Linked DNA regions of Homo sapiens: region 2 is linked to region 1. A link is a contact called in ENCODE Hi-C or POLR2A ChIA-PET data. All regions are on one chromosome and are shown on one strand. Each heading gives the region's core, a stretch centred on a gene start or an enhancer-like site at or near the end of the contact. The rest is flanking DNA. Distances are from core to core; before and after follow the strand shown.

Evidence for each region. A loop is a pair of places that touch in the nucleus more often than their neighbours do. ChIA-PET counts read pairs that join two places held with the same protein, here RNA polymerase II (POLR2A). Pooled maps may share reads with other maps.
Region 2: a map of endothelial cell of umbilical vein shows a loop between it and region 1 (5-fold over the local background). The contact joins two enhancer-like sites. A Hi-C loop is called at or near these places in 18 of 168 maps with a recorded cell type or tissue (B cell, IMR-90, OCI-LY7 and 14 more), 35 of 37 single-sample maps with no recorded cell type and 22 of 50 pooled maps. POLR2A ChIA-PET finds 5 or more read pairs at or near these places in 14 of 52 experiments (AG04450, B cell, CD4-positive, alpha-beta memory T cell and 9 more).

Annotation. Positions count from the first base shown.
Region 1 is chr9:109,985,538-109,988,237 of GRCh38, reverse strand. All of the region lies in intron 6 of PALM2AKAP2 (PALM2 and AKAP2 fusion), which reads right to left. Among named protein-coding and RNA genes, the nearest start is that of PALM2AKAP2, 210 kb to the right of the region's middle. Within about 2 kb of position 1,402, at least 3 of the 41 ENCODE cell types and tissues checked have a DNase peak (open chromatin) inside an H3K27ac peak, as active enhancers do; they include endothelial cell of umbilical vein, where a contact is called at or near this core.
Region 2 is chr9:110,028,055-110,030,754 of GRCh38, reverse strand. All of the region lies in intron 7 of PALM2AKAP2 (PALM2 and AKAP2 fusion), which reads right to left. Among named protein-coding and RNA genes, the nearest start is that of C9orf152, 180 kb to the left of the region's middle. Within about 2 kb of position 1,259, at least 7 of the 41 ENCODE cell types and tissues checked have a DNase peak (open chromatin) inside an H3K27ac peak, as active enhancers do; they include endothelial cell of umbilical vein, where a contact is called at or near this core.

The DNA of each region.
Region 1 (2,700 bases), core at 153-2,652:
ACAATAATATTTTCATTATACAAGGACCCTTCAAATTTATAACAATAAGCAAAAACATATAGAAACTTAGCTTTGTTAGGGAACAAACACACTTATTAGACTGCAGATTGGTACTATAAAGCAGTTTTGCCTCTTGAGATAATAATAACCTAGGCCACATGTCAAAGGACATGTAGCAGAAAGCACCCTTACTCTGTAGAACAGAACCCATACTAAATTCATGGTAGAAATCCTATGTCCCTTGCCAGGGACTGGTTTAGGAAAGGGACTGGCCAAAGAAATGTTGAATGAACAATGAAACAGAGACTGATGAGGAATCTCTAATATTTTCTTGCTCGTTAAAAGAGACACAGATGAAGAAACTTCCTTTTCTTCTTCCACTGAACATTGTCATATCTGTGAGGTACGGTGATGTTTATGCTGTGGCAGCCATTTTGTGACCATGAGGACATCCTTCACAACAGAGATGTTCCCCCAAAGATGGCAGAACAAAAACATGGAAGCAAACTGGGCCCTTGAGGATGTCACTGTGTTGTAAAATTAAACAACTCCATAGCAGCCCTACCACAGGAATTCTTGTTATGGGCAATTATATTGTTTTCTTGTTGTTCAAGCCAACTGAGATATAATTTTCTGTTACTTGTAGAAAAAGCATTCCAGGAAATGATAAAATAATTTATATTTTTGACTTAATAAGTCACTTTGGAGATGATATATCAAAGAAATGCCCAAAAGATAGCAAGTTTTTATCTGAAGCTGAAAAACACAGAGACGTGTACATGAAAATCACATTATGAAAAAGGAAAGCAGGCTGGTCATGGTGGCTCATGCCTGTAATCCCAGCACTTTGGGAGGCTGAGGTGGGCGAATCACAAGGTCAGGATTTCGAGACCAGCCTGGCCAATATGGTGAAACCCCCTCTCTACTAAAAATACAAAAATAAGCCAGGTGTGGTGGCGCACACCTGTAGTCCCAGCTACTCAGGAGGCTGAGGCAGAAGAGTCACTTGAATCCAGGAGGTGGAGGTTGTAGTGAGCTGAGACCATGCCAATGTACTCCAGCCTGGGCAACAGAGCAAGACTCTGTCTCAAAAAAAAGAAAAGAAAAGAATAGAGAAAGGAAGGCAGAACATAACGGGTAGGTGCATGATCCTGACAATGTAAATATTCACACAGCTTCCACCAAAGATCATAAGACAATTCAATGTCATGGCAATAGTTTATTATTGAATGTCCACTACATTATGTTTCTGTAAATGATTACTCAAGTTGAAACACTTACTGAAATTTCTGAGAAAAGAGATAGCATCAGGCCACAAATATGAACTGCTGCACAAAATAAATGGCAGAGAAATGTCTATTGAGGAGGGGCATGTGCTTTAGGAAATGCTTCTAGAACTAGTCATTCCAAGCCTATGATTTAGAGCTTTCTCCTCAATGCAGTTATCCATTATAATAACTAAAATATGTGACAGAAGTTTTCAAAACATATGAAACACACAGACTTCAAGGAAAAGAAAGGCAAGAATTGTGATGAAGTGGGTAAAGACTCAGAGAAAATAATACAAGAGAATGTCAATATTTCTTACACAATGAATTTCCAAAAATATGTCACAAGCACAGACTGAGTCTTGTTTTAATTGGCACAAACACAAGGGAAACAGAAAATTTAAGTCAGAGAAGCCGTAGCACTGAAAATTCTATTTGCATCTGCCTGAAAATCAGAGAAAATGTTGAGAAAGGAAGAACTGGACATAAAGGAAACCTATCAGATCCATATTAGATGAAACAGCTGCATGAATCTTTTCATAGGAGGTGCTTATAGCCCTTTATTTTTGGAATTTCTCTTTCAAGGATCACCAATGAAACTGAATTTTGTTACTCATAGTATTGACAGCTAAATTAAGACAGATCAGAAAATCAAGGCCAAGAAAATTACTGTAAAATTGGAAGGTTCATTGTGAACTGTAAGAAAATCATTCAGAAAAACACATTAATTACATTCAATCAAATACACTTTTACCCCCTAAACTTTCACGCAGCTCTATGTCATTCAGTTTCTCAAACGTTGACTCAAGGAACACACTATACCAAGGCTTTATTAGATATTAGCTTTCTTTGCACCTTGAACCACAGCCTAAGGTTAAATGTTTTCAGATCTGGATTTTGGTAGCGGGTCGCATTTCTTTTGAATTTGATGACGTATTAGCAGTTGGAGCCAGTTTAATGAGGTGAGAAAGATGTCAGATTAACTGGGAGGTATGCAGCCGGAATAAAAGAAAACTCAAAGGCCGGGTGCAGTGGCTCATGTTTGTAATCCCAGCACTTTGGGAGGCCAAGGTGGGGGGATCATTTGAGGGCAGGAGTTCAAGACCAGCCTGGCCAACATGGTGAAACCCCATCTTCACTAACAATACAAAAATTAGCCGGGCATGGTGGTGCATGCCTGTAATCCCAGCTACTTAGGTGGCTGAGGCAGGAGAATTGCTTAAACCTAGGAGGCGAAGGTTGCAGTGAGCAGAGATCACACCACTGCACTCCAGCCTGGGCAAGAAAGCAAGACTGTTAAAAAAAAAAAAAAAGAAAGAAAGAAAACTCAAGACAGTTTTTTTTTTTTTTGAGACGGAGTCTCGTTCTGTCGCCCAGGCTGGAGTGCAGTGGTGCCATCTCGGCTCATTGCAAGCTCCACCCCCCAGGTTCA
Region 2 (2,700 bases), core at 10-2,509, 43 kb before region 1:
TACTACTAAGTTTTCACTACAATAAAAAGGGCAAGGGGGCAGGCCACTAGAGAATGGGTAGGAGAAAGAGATGGGAAAGGCATTGGATAATTTATCGAGATAGGAGCACTAGATGCTCACTTCAACAATCTTCAGTATTCATATGATACAGAAAGATCATTCTTCCCATTGTTAGGGCTCAGAAACCTATATCCCCAAATATGATGCTTTGATATTCTGAACCTGAAGAAGGCTCAAGGTCTCTCTGACCTCCCCTCACTCCTGTCTCTCAATCTTCTGTCTCTCCCCTACGCACAGGATGAAATGGTTCTGTGAAGTTCCCTTATCTACCTAAAATCTTACCCTCCAGAGAAGAAAACAATTACTTCTGGTCTCTTCCTTGAGTTGCCATTAGCAACTCATATAGCAGGAAGAAAGACTGAATGAAGTCTGTCAACACATCTGAACAGACTTCTGTCACAAATTGTTGTCTGTTCTGTGGGCCCAACAGACTTTGTCCCAGGTCACTGTTGGTTCTTCAAGTAAAAATCATTTACTGCCCTTCCCCCCACTTCCTATCTCCACACTTCCTATCTCCGTTTCCTCTAAGAAGAAGGGTATATAACCATCTGTACCCCATTGTGTGTAATTTTCTCTCTTTGCACATTAGTAAACTTCTATGCCATTTCTCCCGTTAATCTGTCTAGTGTCAATTGATTTTTCAACGAAATTTCAGAGGGCAAAGGGAAAGTTTTCCCTTGGCCCCTACTCTATGAATCCAACAACTTTTCCTGATAACTACAATCTTGATTTATGAGACCTCTCTGATACCTGACCAGTTGCAGAAGGACAAGGCTTATCGTAAGTGGCCACATGAGTTCTACCCAGGATTTCAGAAATAATTTGCAATCATTCCAAACCCTCAGGGACATGAATGGTAATTTATTCAGACATTAACTGGAGAGACAAACTGGTTCCCTGCCTAAATGGGAACCAGGTTGGCTACCTTCCAGTCGCACTAAAGACCAATAGTTTCTGTCACTGGGTTCTGTGTTTGGTTTGCGTGGCTTGGTTCTTTCACAAGTCATAGACTTTGGTACTTGCAAATGAGCCTTGTTGCAAAACTAGCTTGATTGGGACAGATTATTCTTAAGAAATGAGGCTTATCTGCAGACAGGCTCTGACATACTGAACAGCAACACGTGACAGTTTCTAGAGCTTTAGCATCATTAGTCATTCTCACTGCTGGAATGTTCAAAATGTGCATAGAAGGAAACAGACAGATGTCCTCAGGAAGCATTTGTGAATGTGTCAGAACTTTTGCTGGGAATATCCATGCCCATGTCATGTATTTTAGGGTGACCACTCAGAGATAGGGGATTTTACCAAGTAGGAGTTGATAAAAGCACAAGAGTATTTCATCAACATTTTAAAAATTGGGATGATGAAGCTATCTGCAGAAAATGAAATTAGGCTAACACTGATATCCCAACTAAAAAGAAGATCCTAGAATAAGGCTTCCAAAAAGTCATGATATACCCAGATTGAGGTAAAGGGTTTTTGTTGTTGCTGTTGTTCAAAAGAAAAAACAATCAAACAAACAAATAGAGGGTAGTGTTTCTCATAGTTTCACTTCATAGAGAAACCAATGAGGTACAAATCTTGGCATGGATCAGATTTGGATTCCTAGCAAAGAAGCATATCAAGGGATGTCCCTTGATAGGTTATCAGCATATTACAAGTCCTTAAAATATACATCTGTCTGGTTTAAAGCTTAATAAAATACATTGTCATGTTTAAAATGAAAAAAGTCTTTTTTTTTTTTTTTCAAAAAGAACCCAAAACCACAAATAATCCCAAAGGACAATAATCAAAACACATTACGCGGTTCCCTTCATTTCCTTTGCAACACTCCTCTTGCCTAGGGCCACTGGACTTGGCAAATAAAAATACAGAACACCCAGTAAAATCTGAATTTTAGGTAAACAACAAATAATTTTTTAATATAAGTATGTCCCATGCAATTTAATTCAAATCGAACTGGACATCTAATATTTTATCTGGCTAAGCTACCCTTGCCCTGTCATTGGAGCTCCCCTGCTTTAGCTAATTAAAAAAAAATAAACCTGCACTTATTAAAACCCAAACAGAGAGGCTACAAAGTGTCCTTCCATCTGGGTTCAAAGCTTGGCTCCACCACACACTCACTTTGAGATCTTGGGTAAGTTACTTTACTGTGCCACAGCCACCACATCTGTAGAATGGGATTAATAACAGTTTCTCCTTAGCAGAGTCATCTGGAGGATTACACGAGATGGTGTATGTGTAGCACAGTACTCAGCTCAAAGCAAACGTTCAACCCATGTTAGCTATTATTGTTGGCAAGAGAACACAGCGAAGAAATAAAACGGCAAAGAAGAAGGTACCTGAGATTATTCACTTGCCACGAATATTCCTTATCTACACATAGATTATTGAAAGCTGTCAATGGTTGTGACTTCATTTCTTTCACATTTATTTTATTTGACAAATAGGGAGTAGCACACAGGAACAATAAATAACCATTAATAATATAGTTTATTACAGTTTACAACAGAGCTCTTCATATTCATTTTAAAGAAAATTCAAGACAATGATTCTCAAAGACATGTATTATAAAAACTGACCCATATAGTACCGATATGCCTCCTACTCACCAATGCCAAACCCCCTCTGAGATCC